Linked DNA regions of Mus musculus: region 2 is linked to region 1. Evidence: chromatin loops called from intact Hi-C (ENCODE). Cell type or tissue: left cerebral cortex. All regions are shown on one strand.

Region 1 (8,000 bases):
ACAAACAAAAAGAAAAAAAGCAGGCAGCTCATGTCTCAAAATGTTAGTTCAACTTCTTATCAAGTGTATGAGTGTTTCCAGGACCCTGATCTGGATTTTCTGAGTGTATCTGACTTTTACTTAAAAACACTTCTCATCTGTGGCTCCAAATGTGCTTTGGTCAGCTCTCTGGAGGAGTGGACAAAGCTATAGGTTTCTGTATTCCACACCAGAACTGATAGGTCCAAAGAGCTACGTCTGAGACCCGGGCTGAAATTTAAACAAGAGGTGACTCTCACATGCTGTGAAGTCTCAGACCCAAAGAAGGAGAACAGACCTCAGATGGAACGGAACCCTGAGAGATGGCAATTGTCCTTCTGATGGAAAACAAAAAAGGAGTAAAAAGATATATGAAAATGGGATTTTTTTAAAACACATTTCACTATATATAACTCTTGATTACATCATTCAGTATACAATCAGAGGAGATTGTTGTATTGACGTCCACACTGCCAAAATAGCAAAACCTTGAGATGAACTCAAAAGTTAATAACAGGGATCTGATTTCATCAATATCACATCCTAGAGCACATGTTTTCATTAAAAGGTGTTTAAGGGGCTACAGAGAGAGTTCAGTCAGTGAGGTGCTTACCACACAAGAACCTGATGTTATGCTATAGAATCTCCCTAAAAGCCAGGCATGGTGACACCGGCTTTAATCCCAATGACACAAATGTTTGTTCCCCAGCCTTCTCATGCGCATGTGCACATAAGTATGTACCCCCAAAAAATGAGTGTTTAAAAGACCCTAACTACGGAGGAAGAGCTTACCATAGCCAAGTAAAAAAATAACATGAAAGTGTATACGCAATCCCAATTGTGCAGTACATGTGTTCATGATAGCAACCTGTACAAAACAGCAGAAATAGTCACTGAGACAAATTTAAGGAAGCTGTGTTTCTAATTCACTGTTGGTATGGCTCATTACCAGAAACAAAGCTGTTATAAATAATTTTTAAAAGTAAAAAATAACTAGTTGTCCTTTAAAATATCCTAAAATTTTTAAATGACATTATTATAGACAGGGGACAGTAATGATCAGTTGCATAAAGCTGGTGGCAACTTGATCAAATAAATGTTAAGAGGACCTGTTCTAAAAATGCCTTTCAAACCCCTATCTACACACATACTTTTATCCTCAGTGTGAGTGTGTGTGTGTGTGTGTGTGTGTGTGTACTTCAGCATTAGCCAGAGAAGCCTGTACTGTGTACCCTCTGTACTCTTCTTAAAATACCTATTCCTGGGTCCACACCCATTGTTTCAATGGTCTGGGGTGGAGCCAAGAAATTTGTATTTTAAACAGGAACCTGGGTAACTCTGATGGTCTTTAAAAAGAAAAAAAAAAAAAAATAGCCAGAAGTCGCCAATGGTTCACAGTTATAATACCAGCACTAAGACTGAAGCAGGAGGATTACCCACCCAGTTCCAGGCCAGTCTGGACTGCATTCATGAGTTCTAGGCTGACTTTCTTTGGATGGTCCCAGTATGGATAAAAGGACTTCCAAGAGACGTTTGTTTGGTGTTTGGTTCCCAAGGCACACACTATTACCAGCACAGCTCAGAGAAGGGACTAAATACCTATATCAAGTGGCACACAGAATGTAGTAACGGAGCCGCCGTTACGGCCCTCCCTACCTATTCTTCACCAAACAGTTCGGCATGGTCAGCAATTGATTTTGAGATGCCCCCGTCCCCCATCAAAGTTGTGGACCTCTCTCAAATGCGGTCAGGGGTTTGTGCTATTTCACGGAGTTTTCAGTGTCCACACAGAGGCCAAATCTGTTCTTAAAAATTCACTTTAAGAACAGAAGAAAAGAAAACCCCCAATGTAGGAGCTAGAGAAAGTACCCAAGAGCTGAAGGGGTCTGCAACCCTAATGGTGGAACAACAATATGAACTAACCAGTACCCCCCAGAGTTTGTGTCTCTAGCTGCATATGTAGCAGAAGATGGCCTAATTGGCCATCATTGGGAAGAGAGGACCCTTGGTCTAGCAAACTTTATATGCCCCAGTACAGGGGAAAGCCAGGGCCAAGAAGTGGGAGTTGAGTGGGTGGGTGGGGGTGGGGGGTAATAGGGGACTTTGGGGATAGCATTTGAAATGTAAATGAAGAAAATATGCAATAAAAAAGAAAAATCCTAAAGAAAAATGTCAAAATCATTATTACTGTTAAGAAAAAAGAAAAGAAAAGAAAAGAAAAGAAAAGAGAAAAGAGAAAAGAGAAGAGAAGAGAAGAGAAGAGAAAAGAAAAAAGAAAAGAAAAGAAAAGAAAAGAAAAGAAAAGAAAAGAAAAGAAAAGAAAAGAAAAGAAAAGACCATCAACAACGCAGTGTTTCCTTCCCAGGAGGTGCATTCCTCCACGCTCTGGCATGGGGGGGGGGGCGGGGGGGGAGCGGGGCCGGCAGCCTTCAACTCTATCTTGAATTTCACTTTCTCAAACTGAATCATATCTGACATTCCTTGAGTTTCATATATCCTCTGAAGATTCATTACACACACACACACACACACACACACACACACACCAGTTAATGAATTTTTTTAAATGAGACCGAGAGACCTTTTTTCAACTCTCAAATTACCACCTTCTGTCTGCTCTTTCATTACCAAACCACTGGGGAGATCAGCCCGCGCCCGGAGCACCCCCACATCCTCCTGCCTCCTGGCTCACTTCTGAACACTTTGCAACCCACAGGCACCAGACTTGGCTAATACCCTCCTAAGGTTACCTCCCCGCAAAGGCCTTCTCTAGATACTTCTCTCCCACACCCTTCAGCACCCGAACTCCTAACCAATCGCCCTTATCTAAGGGAAACCAGAAGATCCAGTGATGCAGATCCACAGACCCTGGAGGGAACAGGTGCCCGACCTACACACAGCAGGTGGGTCTCAAGCCCTTCAAACCCCATGTGAGTGCCCCTGGCTTGGCCGAAGGTATCTCGGGCCCTTTCAGGCATGGAAGTACAGATCAGATGAGCTGTTTCCCCAGGTGAAAGGCTGTCTGACCCTGACCGAGAAGGATGGGCCTTTTCCAGGTAGAGGCGCCGGGAGACGCAAGCACCCGGACGCGGGACGCGGCCGGATGCACCCTGCATCTCCCCGCTGCGCGCAACATCTCCCCAGCTCTGAGCTCTGGGGCGCCGGCACGGGAGCCGGAGCCCCGCCAAGGTGGGCCTCTGCAGGCCCCCAGCTCGCCCGCCGCTCGCTCGGCCGGCAGGACAGCAGCGCCGAGGCCTGAGCGCGCAGGCTCCGCGTCCGCCCGGCACCATCCCGTGGACCCACCCGGCTCACAGCCCGACGATGGCCGCTCGGAGCGCGCAGCAGCGGAGCTCGGGCCCGGCGTACTCACCCCGGACGCGGCCACCGGGAGGCCGCCCGGGGAAGGGGAGGTGGTGAGGAGCAGCCCCGGGGATCGCGCTCGTGGACCGCCTGCGCCGCCGGGAGGCGGCTCTGCAGCCCCGGCTCCGCCTCGCGCGCAGCGCCATCGAGGGGGCGGGTCTGCCCGGTTCTCTCAAGACCTGGTGCAGCCTCCCTCCGGCCAATCCCACCACGCGCTGCGGGAGCTTGAGAATTAAAAGGGGTGCACACCGTAGTCTTTAGATCACAAACCGTACTGAGGATAACTAGTTAGGCTCCGGGCGCTTCTCAGATTCCATCCCCGGGGACATCACCGGAACCTGGAAAAGAGATCATATCCCAGTGCTTTACAGAGCAGGAAAGTGACGCTTTGGACTTACAGGAATGTGCAACCTTTTGACTTCTCTGGGCAACATTAAATGAAGGGTGGCTTCAGGCCACATCATAGAATCCAGAAGTCTACAGTTACATGTTTATTTTGCGTGACACTACCAGGCGACATTGTCATTTATAAAGTTCATGTTTGAGAACCCTGAAATCGAGCACACAAACACACACACACACACACACACACACACACAAAACCACTTCAGCCTTCATAGTAGTTTAAGTAAGTTTACAGTTTGTGTTGGGTTGATTTTATAGCCATCCTGGGGCAAGGGTTAGACACATCCTCAAGAAAGTCTAAAGTCCTGATAGGTTATAGCCTGCTCAGCCATGCATTGTACCAAATTAAAGACCAAATGATATTATGCGAATCATAATATTTCAAATATAATCATAATAATCAAATTAGGCTAAAATTGATAGAAAACTAATGGTGAGGTCTTCATAGGCGCACAACAGTCTGCATGCTGCCAGCTCTCTCTGAGAAGCTACATGAAAATCACCTGATCCATCGCAAGTGAAGCAAGGGTGCTCAGCCTGTGGGTCGCGACCCCCGTGTGGAGTTGCATATTTGATATTTATAGTTCGTAACAGTAGCAGAATTACAGCTATGAAGCAACAAGGAAATAACTTTATGGTTGGTGGTTACCACGACATGAGGAACTGTATTAAAGGGCGGCAACATTAGGAAGGGTGAAAAGCGCTGCTCTAAAAAGGAGCAAACTGAATCAGTCCTGAGGTACTGGGCTTTAAACAGGCCTAGGACCATTTTGATGCCACTTATCTGTGTCACCACTGTGATGGAATTTGGAGCCTGTAGTCCGAGCCTCCTGCATCATGCTGACCCCTCTGAAGAGCACTGGGAGGTGCTGAGACTACTATACCCTGGCAGAAGAAACACTGAAATCTCTCAGTAGAAGACTGGTCTCCCTTCTGTCCCATGGAGTTCAAACAGATACAAGTTAACAATTTTAAAATGTTTTCATTTATTTGTGTATTTACTTACTGTTTAGTGCTAAGGAAAGGAATCAGGGCCTATCCTACCTGCTACAAATAGCCACTAAACTACACACAGTTATCACCACTCCCAGTCCTTCCACACAGGCACACTTTGAGTTCACAGTCTTTTTTAAACCATTATACCAGTTAGTTTTTGTCAACTTGACATAGACTAGAGTCATCAATTGAGGTATCATCTCCATCAGACCAGCCTATGAACTGATTTTCTTGATTAGTAATTGATATGGGAAAGCCATCACACATTAGATGATGCAACTCCCAGAACAGGTGGTTCTGGGTTATATAAGAAAGTAAAGCAAGCAAGACAGCAATCAGTGTTCCTTTGTGGTCTCTGCTTGAATTCCTGCCTTGGCTTTCCTCAATGATGAACCCAAACATCGAACATGTAAGGTTAAATACAATCTCTCCTGGCCTGGCTGCTTCTGGTCATGGGGTTAATCACAACAGAGAACAGACTAGAGCAATCACCAAGCACAGGAGGTTTCTCATGAATGAAGGCAGAAGTGATACCCCAAAGAGATAGATTTAAAAGTGGGATTTAACATACTTTGAACAGCTAGAGATCCATGAAGCAGGCTTTCATTGCACCAAAGGAAGATAGTGTCCTGGTTAGTTGTTTGCTAACTTGACAAAAGCTAACGTCATCCAAGAAGAGGGAACCTCAACAGAGACAGTGCTCCTATCAGATTGGCATGGATGGTATTTTCTTTCTGAATAATTTATACAGGACGTTCCAGCTCACTGAGGGTGGTGCCAACTGTAGGCATATGGTCCTGTTTTATATCAGAAAGCAGACTGAGCAAGCCATTAACCAGTACTCCTCTATGGCCTATGCTTCAGTCCCTGTTGTTGGTGTCTGCCTTGACTACCCTTTATGATGGCTTACAACTGTAAGCTTAAATAAGCCTTTCCCTCCACAAATATATATATATATGTGTGTGTGTGTGTGTGTGTGTGTGTGTGATTTTACCACAGCAATGAGAAGATAGGTAGCAGGCCAAGACAGAGAATGGTACCCAGAGTGGGATTTTGCTGGGACAGACCTAATCATAATGTTTTCAGGAGGAACAGTAAGGATGGGAGTGGGAAAACAAAAACAAGACACTCTAAGGATTAGAGAAACAATTCTGGTCCTTTGCACTGGGTTGGAAATAGTGCTGGTTTTCATTACCAGGATATAAAACCTTATACAGGACATTGGACAGAATACATGAGGAAATACCTTGCAGAAAATTAGCTTACCCTGAGCCCTGCTCCAGACCTTCCTGGCAAGACCCAAAAGGAGCAAATTGTAACCAATGAATCAAGAACATTTATAGAGCTCTAAGGCAGGACCACTCAGGAGTGCATAGGCCGCAGAAGCTGCAGAGCAGCTGGGACAGGGTCCTATGGGCCTACATCTGCACCCAGGAGGTGGGACTATTCCACAGCCCTCTGTGCACTGGTCTTGCCAGGAAAGAGGTGGTCTCCCAGGAGTGCTGACACAGGCTTACAGACTCACAGGAGGAACAAGCTCCAGTCAGAGGCAGCAAAAACATCTAACATCAGAGATGACCAGGTGGGGAAAGGCAAATGCAAGAATCTTACCAACAGAAACCAAGTCTACTTGGCATCAACAGAACCCAGTACTCCCACCACAGCAAGTTCTGGATACCCCAACACACTGGATTTTAAATCATATCTCAGGATCTGGTAGAGGATTTTAAGAAGGACATAAATAACTCCCTTAAAGAAATACAAGAGAACACAGCTAAACAGGTAACACAGCTAAAGAGGAAACACAATAATCCCTTAAAGAATTACAGGAAGACACGACTAAACAGGTGATGGAATTGAACAAAACCATCCAGGATCTAAATATGGAAGAAGAAAAAATTTATAGAAAGCAATCACAAAGGAAGACAACTCAGGAGATAGAAAACCTAGGAAAGAAATCAGGAGCCATAGATGTAAGCATCACCAACAGAATACAAGAGATAGAAGAGAGAATCTCAGATGCAGAAGATCCATAGAAAACATTGACACAATAATCAAAGAAAATGCAAAATGCAAAAAGATCCTAACCCAAAACATCCAGGAAATCCAGGACACAATGAGAAGACCAAACCTAAGGATAATAAGTATAGAAGAGAGCAAAGATTCCTAACTTAAAGGACCAGTAAATATCTTCAACAAAATTATAGAAGAAAGCTTCCCTAACCTAAAGAAAGAGATGCCCAAGAACATATAAGAAGCCTACAGAACTCCAAATAGACTGAACCAGAAAAAAAAATTCCTCCCATCACATAATAATCAAAACACCAAATGTACAAAACAAAGAAAGAATATTAAAAGCAGTAAAGTAAAAAGGTCAAGTAACATATAAAGGCAGACCTATCAGAATTACACCAGACTATTCACCAGAGACTATGAAAGCCAACATCCTGGACAGATGTCATACAGACCCTAAGAGAACACAAATATCAGCCCAGGCTACTATACCCAGCAAAACTCTCAATTACCATAGATGGAGAAGCCAAAGTGTTCCATGACAAAACCAAATTTACACAATATCTTTCCACGAATCCAGCCTATCAAAGGATAATAAAGGGAAAACTCCAACACAAGGAGGGAAATTATGCCCTAGAAAAAGCAAGAAAGTAATCTGGAATTTTTGGTTTCCACAAACCAAAAAGAAGATAGCCACAAGAACAGAATCCCAACTCTAACAACCAAAATAACAGGAAGCAACAATTACTTTTCCTTAATATCTCTTAATATCAATGGACTCAACTCCCCAATAAAAAGACATAGACTAACAGACTAGTTACATAAACAGGTCCCAACATTTTGCTGCATACAGGAAACCCACCTCAGTGACAAAGACATACATTTCCACCGCAGAATAAAAGTCCAGAAAACAATTTTCCAAGTAAATGGTCCCAAGAAACAAGCTAGAGTAGCCATTCTAATATGGAATAAAATCAACTTTCAACCTAAAGTTATCAAAAAAGACAAGGAGGGACACTTCATACCCATCAAAGGTAAAAATCTACCAAGATGAACTCTCAATTCTGACCATCTATGCTCTAAATGCAAGGGCATCCACATTCATAAAGGAAACTTCACTAAAGCTCAAAGCACACATTGCACCACACACAATAATAGTGGGAGACTTCAACACCACACTCTCATCAATGGACAGATCATGAAACATA
Region 2 (8,000 bases), 200 kb after region 1:
TAATATTGAAGGTAGATACTGCTCTGCCTGGCTTGTAAAAATTACTTGGCGTGTACTTGGTATTTGGTGTTAATGATGGCTTGTAGTGGACCCTTAGGTATATTACGGACACCTGTATTCCAGATCCTTTCTGTTCATAGTGGAGACATGCCTTAGCCTGTTGATTCCGTCCTATTGTACTTCTCAGGGTCTGATCATCTAAACTTCCTAAACCAGCTATATTTTACACTCATGTGTACAGCATGTGTGTTACTCCGAAGACTCCCTGCTCATATATTCAGTCTTGCTATACAGAACAAGGTCCCCTTGAATTTGATATTTTCCTGCAAGTATGGCCCGAGATTCAAAGGGAACTGATTAAAACACAGAAAGTGTTAAAAACAAAACAAAACCCCAGACGGCCTGCCTTCTCTTACATCAAGCCTGCTTGTCAGTCTTTGTAGTACTGCTATTTGGGCTGGGTAATTCCTTGTGGTAAGGAGCTGGTCTGTTCCTTACAGAATATCGAACATCTCTTGCCTCTGCCCACTAAATGCCAGTTACAGTTCCTCAGAAATGTTTCCAGATGTAGCCAAAACAGAATCAGTGCCCACGAGGGCTACACACGTGGTTCAGTGGCAGCGCATGCCTAGAATGTACAGGGTACTCGCCTCGGTATCTAGCACTGTGAAAAACAGGAGAAAAACTCAGCTATGTGGAGAGTTGAACAGAAAGTGGTTCGTTTTGTTTTTTGTTTTTTTGAAATAGGGTTTCTCTGTGTAGCCCTGGCTGTCCTGGAACTCACTTTGGAGACCAGGCTGGCCTCGAACTCAGAAATCCACCTGCCTCTGCCTCCCCAGTGCTGGGATTAAAGGCATGCGCCACCACCGCCCAGCAAGAGCGGTTCGTTTTATTTCATTTATTTTTGAGCCACAGCCCAGGTTGACCTCAGATTCCCTGTGCAGTCGAGGATGACCTGAATGGTTCATCTTTCTGCTTTTCCTTCCCAAGGGCTGGGCTTCTACGTAGGGACCACCACATAGAGCTGGGGAAAGAAATTGCTTTTTTTTCCCCCGTTTTCTTTTTTAAAATGATTTCTTTCTTTTAAATTATGTGTGTCTCTGTGTGGGGTTATGCACAATGCAGAGGCCAGAAGAGGGTGTGGGATTCTCTGGAGCTGGAGGTACAGACCGTCGTGAGCTGTCAGACGTGGGTACTAGGAACTGAACTCAGTACTTTGTAAGAGCAGCACATGCTCTTAACTGTGGAGCCTTCTTTCCAGCCCCGAGAACTTCCTCTCTGGAGTCTTGCGTAGCTGTAAGGGGATTCCAGATGTTATACTTTGGATCTTATTCTTTTCGTCTTTATGCTTCACCATAGAATTTAGAACAATGCCTGTGTCATTTCCCATTGAGTACAAAAAGACAAAACTCTCCAATCAGTGCATAGTGTTTAAGAATAAGAACTAGTTCTGGCCTCGGGCTGGAGAATCAGCTAAGAGTTGTCACAAGGGGTGGTACAGGCCTGCCATCCTGCCATTCTGGAGGCAGGAGCAGGTGGGGCTCAGTGCAAGTTCAAGGACAGCCTGCGCTAAGTGGTGGTGGCCAGCCAAGGCTGTGTAGTGAGAGCCAGTCGCACACAAAGCAAATCAAAACAAAAAGAAAACAAAACAAAAAGAAAGTGCTAGCCAGGCCTGGTGGCAAAGAGCTGGTGTAATCCCAGCACTAGGAAGGCTGAGGCAGGAAGAGCGCATTTAAGACCACCCTAGGCTGTGGGTCTTGCCACATAGCCTTCAATACACAGTGTGCAGTGTGATCCTGTTCCAAATGAAAAGATGGAACTGGAAATGTGCTCAGTTGGTGGCCTGCCTCTCCAGCACACACTGGTTTATTTCTCAGCACCACAGAAAGCCGGCCAATATTGGCACTGCCCTGTCTCCTAGCACCTGGGAGGGTGGAGGAAGGAGGAACAAGAGTTCAAGGCCAGCCTGGGCTACATGTGACCCTGTCACAGAATGGAAACCAAAGGGGGAAAAGGTGGGCCAGGTTAGCTCGGGGCCCTGGAAACCCCAAGCATCTCTCTCAGGGTGTGAACGAGAAGCTTGGCGCTGTAGACCTGAACTCTACCTAGACCTCTAGAGCCCACAGCCCGGGCTCCCCATTTCTCCGACACAGCCCCGCCGCTCTCATCTACTCCAGTTGAGTCTTCCCCTTCACAGAGGAAGGCGCTGCAGAGATGGCTCTGCAGGGTGGGTGGGGCTCTGCAGGGTGGGTGGGGCTCTGCAAAGGCAGTTAAAGTGATGTGAGTTTCATCGAGGAAGTCTGGTCACGATCACACTTGCTAACTGCTGTGTTTTCCGGACTTTATTCTTTCGAGAGCACTTCATGAAGCTTTAAGAAGCCCAAGGTCCTTTGAGATGGCAGAGTATATACCTCTGGCGATCCTTGCTTTATTCCCCAAACATGAATTCTCTTTTCACCCAGTTCCTTTGCATTTCTTGTCACCCGCTAGTTTTATTAATAGCCTTCTACTTAGAGAGGGAACCCTGTTTGTGCCAACCAAGTAGTCCTGTGCGCGCTGCTTGGACCCTGTGCACTTTTGCTTGTGTGAGTTAATGTTACTGAGTTGGTGAGTTTGTAGCTGTTCCCACCAAGCTCCTTCAGGTTGCTGAAATGCTAGCGAAAGGGCTTGTGGTTTTGTTCATGGCTTGTTTTAGTAGCCTTGAATGGATTTATTTAAAGGTACAACATTCCAAACAAACCTTCAGAAATGGTTAAAACGGGCTTGTGAGATGGCTCAGCGGTTAAGAGCACTGACTGCTCTTCTGAAGGTCCTGAGTTCAAATCCCAGTAGCCACATGGTGGCTCACAACCATCCATAATGAGATCTGACACCCTCTTCTGGAGTGTCTGAAGACAGCTACAGTGTACTTACATATAATAAATAAATCTTTGGGTCAGAGCGAGCAGGGACTGAGTGAGCGGAGTTGACCAGAGCGAGCAGAGGTCCTAAAAATTCAATTCCCAAGAAGGCTCACAACCATCTGTACAGCTACAGTGTACTCACATATATAAATAGATAAATAAATCTTAAAAAAAAGAAAAAAATGGTTAAAACATACATAGTCTAGGGAAAAGCTCCAAAACTAATCAAAAATCTGTATTTTTAGGTCAGCAGCGCAATGGCCGTGGGAAAAGAAAAATTCTACAGCATATTTCCGAGGATCAAGGTGATTATATTCTTAGACCTGTAATAATGATGTTACCTTAAGGGTATAATGTATCTTGTTGCTCAAAGGAATTGCTAAGATAGTTAAAAAATGAATGTGGAATGGTGGCCAGGCATAGTGATGCACAATCGTAATCTTGCACTCAAGAGACAGAGGCAGGATGTCTTTAATATTGGGTTCTGAGCCAGCCTGGTCCACATAGTGGGTTCCAGGCCAGCCAGAGTTATACAGTGAGACCCTGTCTCAAAACAGCCACCATCACCACCACCAACAACAGAGACTTGGATTGGCAAGATCTTAGACTAAAGAATTCAATTGTGGTGGTGGTTAGTTTTTTTGTCAACTTGACCCAAACTCGAGTCACCTGGGAGGAGGTAACTTCAGTTGACAAAATACTGCAATCAGATTGGTGTATAGGCATGTCCTAACGGGCATTTTCTTGATTGATTGGTGATTGATGTGGGAGGGCCCAGTACCTCCCCTGTGTCCGTGGTCCTTGGAGATATAAGAAAAGCAGCTGATGGGATGGGAGAGATGGCTCAGGGGTTAAGAAAAGGCACTGACTGCCCTTCCAGAGGTCCCGAGTTCCTTTCCCAGCAACCACATGGTGGCTCACAGCCATCTTTAATGGGATCTGATGCTCTCTTCTGGTGTGTCTGAAGACAGCTTCAGTGTACTCATTCATATACATTAAATACATTAATGAATCTTTAAAGGAAGAAAAAAAGAAAAGCAGCTGAACTTGATCCTGGCCTTGGAAACAAGCCAGTAAGTGGCTTTCCTCAGAGGTTCCTGCTTTTGCCTGAGTTTCTTCCCTTATCCCCTGAAAGATCAGCTATGATGGGGATATGCAAGCGGATCAGACCCTTTCCAGCTTTTGGTCCTGGTGTTACCACCACAATAGAAAGCAAACTAGGAGGCTTGCTTGCCAAACCACTCACAATTCAAAGGCGGTCCCTCCCACCCAACAGCGGTACTGAATGGGTATTCATAGAGCGCCACCTGCCGAGCAGAGAGGGTATCCTTTTCCTGTTTCCAGTTCCCTAGAAGCAGCGTCATTGTGCTTCAGTCTCAGGTGGTTAACACAGCAGGAGTTACCTTCACCAGGTCTCTGGGCATTCTTGTCCTCAGACCTTGTGGCTGCCCAACAGTGCTCAGTGTCATAGACTGAGGCTAGGAGAAATGGAGCAGGAAGACAGGATAGAAAAATGGAGACTCTTGGCTGTGGTGTTCTGCCTCCTATCCCCGTGCTGAGGAGAGCACCTGCTGGGTAAACACAGGGTCAATGTCTGTGGAATGGGTAAAGAGGAAGGCCGTGAAGGGGGAAGAGTTTGTAGTTATTGTGGTGGTGTGCTGTCTATCAGAGTTATCTATCTTCCATCCACCTGGCTTGGACAGTGGACTTGAGAATACACTTGGGCCAACACCCATCCTTCAGACTAATTCTCTGATTCTCACCTTTGTTCCTATATAGCCGAGATTATCCTTGAACTTGAGACCTGCTTGCTTTCCAAGTAGCTAGGATTATAAGCATGTAGTCACTGTGCCTAGCTCTTGCCTTTTTTTGTTTGTATATTTTGAGATGAGGGTCTCACTTTGTAGCCCTGGCTGGCCTGGAGCTCACCATGTATATAGTGCAGGCTGCCCTTGAGCTCACAGAGATCTTCCTTTGCCTCCTGAACGCTGGGATTAAAGGTGTGTGCTACCGCGGCTAGCTTGGTTTTCAAATTTAAGTGTTATATTAGACTTTACAATGCATACACAGCAAAGGCCATGTAGCTGTTCTGGTAAATAGCAATTATGTAGCCACACTGATGTGAGTAGCAGTGATGGTAGGCATTAGATGAAGCTTCCAAAAAGGAAAACCATTCCCTGAAATAGAGATACAGTCACCAGAACATCATTGTCTTAGTTAGGGTCACTATTGCTGTGGCAAAAAAACCATGACCAAAAGCAATTCGGGGAGGAAAAAAGTTTATTGCACTCATGGTCCCATGTTCATCATCAAAAGCCATGAAGGCAGAAACTCACACAGGATAGGAGCCTGGGGGCAGAAGATGATGCAGAGGCCATGGAAGGGTGCTGCTTACTGGCTTGCTCCTCCTGGCTTGCTCACTCAGCTTTCTTATAGAACTCAGAACCACCACCCCAGCCAGGGATGGGACCACTCACAGAGGGCTGGGCCCTCCCCCATTGATCACTAGTTAAGAAAATGTCTTAAGCTGGATCTTATGGAGGCATTTTTCTCAATTGAGGCTCCCTTCACTCTGGTGACTCTTGCTTTTGACAGGCTGACATAAAACTAGCTAGTACAATCATACTCTTAAGATCAGATGCAGGCCAGATGTGGTAACTGACACTAAGAATACTAGTGATTGAGAGTTCACTAATCAATACTAGTGATTGAGAGTTCACTAATCAATACTAGTGATTGAGAGTTCACTAGTCAGGATCAGGAGTTCAAGGCCACATTTAATGATTTTTGAGGATACCGTGGTGTCTCAGTTAGGGTTTTACTGCTATGAAGAGACACCAGGACCAAGGCAACTCTCATAAGGACAGCATTTAAAATTGGGGCTGGCTTATAGATTCAGAGGTTCAGTACGTTTTCATCAAGTTGGGAGCATGACAGCATCCAGGCAGGCGTAGTGCTAGTGGAGCCGAGAGTTCTGCATCTTCATCTGAAAGCTGCTAGCAGAATACTGATTTCCAGGCAGCTAGGATGAGGATCTGAAAGCCCACACCCACAGTGACACACCTGCTCCAATAAGGCCACACTTCCTAATAGTGCTACTCCCTGGGCCAAGCATATCCAAACCCCCAGGGCTACTTGAGAGCCTGTTTTAAAACAAACCTGGATGTAAGTAAAGAAAGGCTTGACACTCCCTGTCTTTATGGGTAAAGTGGGATAGCCTGAGCAACCAAGATGCTGCACTACCCAGGGTCCTCTTCCTTTACCGACCCAGACCCGGTGGAACTATCCCATCTGTGCCAGTGGCATAGTTGGCACTAAATGCTGCATAGGCATTGGGGACATTATGGTATAGGCCACATAGATTTATGTTCTGTGTTTTCTCTGTAGGACAAGCCCAGAAAGAGATCCTCTCATTCTCCTATCTCGGAAAAATCCAAAGCTCGTCGATGCCGAGTACACCAAAAACCAGGCCTGGAAGTCTATGAAAGTAATCAGCAACCGTCTGACTCGAACCACAGCAGTGCTGACTCTAAGAACGTTGCCATCTGGGTAGAGTTTGAGATTAGGCTTCCTCTCAGTGGTGAGATGAGCGCAGAGCAGATTCCCTGCGATGGTGTTAGCGTATGTGTAAATCGCTGTCTCCCAGGGTTCACTCGCGCTGCTATGCTGGGTGTCAGCAACTCTCAAGAGTTGAGTGTAAGCTTTTCCTGTGAGTGGCCAGATAGTAAATGTGGGGCTACCCAGGTCATTACTGCATGGCCTGCTGTAGCAGAGGCAGCTCTCACATTGTGACTATTCCTAGTTAGTATTTATGGACACCAAAATCTGGATTTCATATGAAATTTGAATTTTATGTAATTTTTTTCTTTTTTTTGTTGTTGTTTGTTTTTATTTTTAAGATTTATTTATTTATTGTACACTGTAGCTGTGTTCAGACACTCCAGAAGAGGGTGCCAGATCTCATTACAGATGGTTGTGAGCCACCATGTGGTTGCTGGGCTTTGAACTCAGGACCTTCAGAAGAGCAGTCAGTGCTCTTAGCCACTGAGCCATCTCTCCAGCCCTTGTTTTTATCTTTGAGACGGGGTGTCATAATGTAGCCCTGGCTGTCCTGGAACTCAGTATGTAGAACAGGCTGGCCTTGAACTCACAGATCCATCTCCCTCTTCTGAGTTCTGGGATTAAAGTCTTGTGCCACTACTCCTGCATTTTATAGGATTTTCACATATCAAAAATATTTTTCTTTCCCTTGATTCTCCCCAGTCACTTGAAAATGAAAATATCTAATCCATTGGTTCTATAGCACTGTGTGGTGCCGTGGGCTGTCGTTTACCAATCCCTGGTGTACAGGAATGGTTCTCAGTTGCTGAAGAGCACACCCCAAGAGCTTAAACAATGAGCTCAGTGACTAACTCTGGGGCCCAGGTTCCAGGAATCTTCATTTCATTAAAATCAGAGAAATGTGGCCTTTAGCTCTGAGGTCCATCTGTCCTGACTGACTTCTTGCCATAAGAACGAACATAAAGTCCTAATTTCCTCGTTTGCAATTTCAACAATAAGAAGAAAGCTTTCAGCGTCATGGAGAAAACCTCACTGTGTATCTGTAGTGGATGCATTTTTTTACATAAGTTTCGTGTGTACATTTTTGTTGTGTTCCTATACTGGGATTTGAACCCTTGCCTCGGAATACTAGAAAAACACTCTAGCCTTGAGCTACACACCATTAGTCTATTATTTTTTAGTTTAAATTTTTTTATTTTATGTGTATGAGTGTTTTGCCTGCAAGCCTGGGTGTGCACACTTGTATGTGCCTGGTGACTGCTGGAGTTACGGCCATTTGTAAGCCGCCACGAGGATGCTTGGGATTGAGCCCAGCTCCTCCGCAAGAGCAGCGAGTTCTCTTTTAACTACTGAGCCAACTCTCCAGCTGCATCCTTAGCCTACGTTATACAGTTTTAATCAAACGGGAGCAAATGAGTTCAAGAAGCCTTTGGATAACAATAATAGGAATTCAAGGACATCCTCATATTAATGACTTTGAGCCAAGCCCGGGCTATGAAACCCTGTCCGGAAAAGCAAGACAGGGAAAGGAGAGCA

The links. Hi-C counts contacts between places; a loop is a spot of excess contacts. Peaks named below come from ENCODE experiments on the same cell type or tissue, not always from the same donor. Only the 100,000 strongest peaks of a DNase experiment are listed, where the experiment ranks them.
Region 2: it touches region 1 in a loop (2.4-fold over the local background); 2 of 42 quality-filtered maps call a loop at or near these places.

The regions. Positions count from the first base shown.
Region 1 is chr16:38,737,757-38,745,756 of GRCm38, reverse strand. B4galt4 (UDP-Gal:betaGlcNAc beta 1,4-galactosyltransferase, polypeptide 4) reads right to left here and starts at 3,498. Exons shown (of 7, transcript NM_019804.4): 1 at 3,389-3,498. In left cerebral cortex, CTCF peaks have their summits at 2,667 and 3,450; DNase peaks (open chromatin) are centred at 2,808, 3,060 and 3,506; H3K4me3 peaks cover 1,600 bases; H3K27ac peaks cover 1,191 bases.
Region 2 is chr16:38,533,115-38,541,114 of GRCm38, reverse strand. It overlaps Poglut1 (protein O-glucosyltransferase 1), which reads left to right. Exons shown (of 11, transcript NM_172380.4): 6 at 3,149-3,208; 7 at 6,291-6,390. Among named protein-coding and RNA genes, the nearest start is that of Poglut1, 13 kb to the left of the region's middle. In left cerebral cortex, CTCF peaks have their summits at 4,218 and 6,873 (motif pointing right); a DNase peak (open chromatin) is centred at 4,192.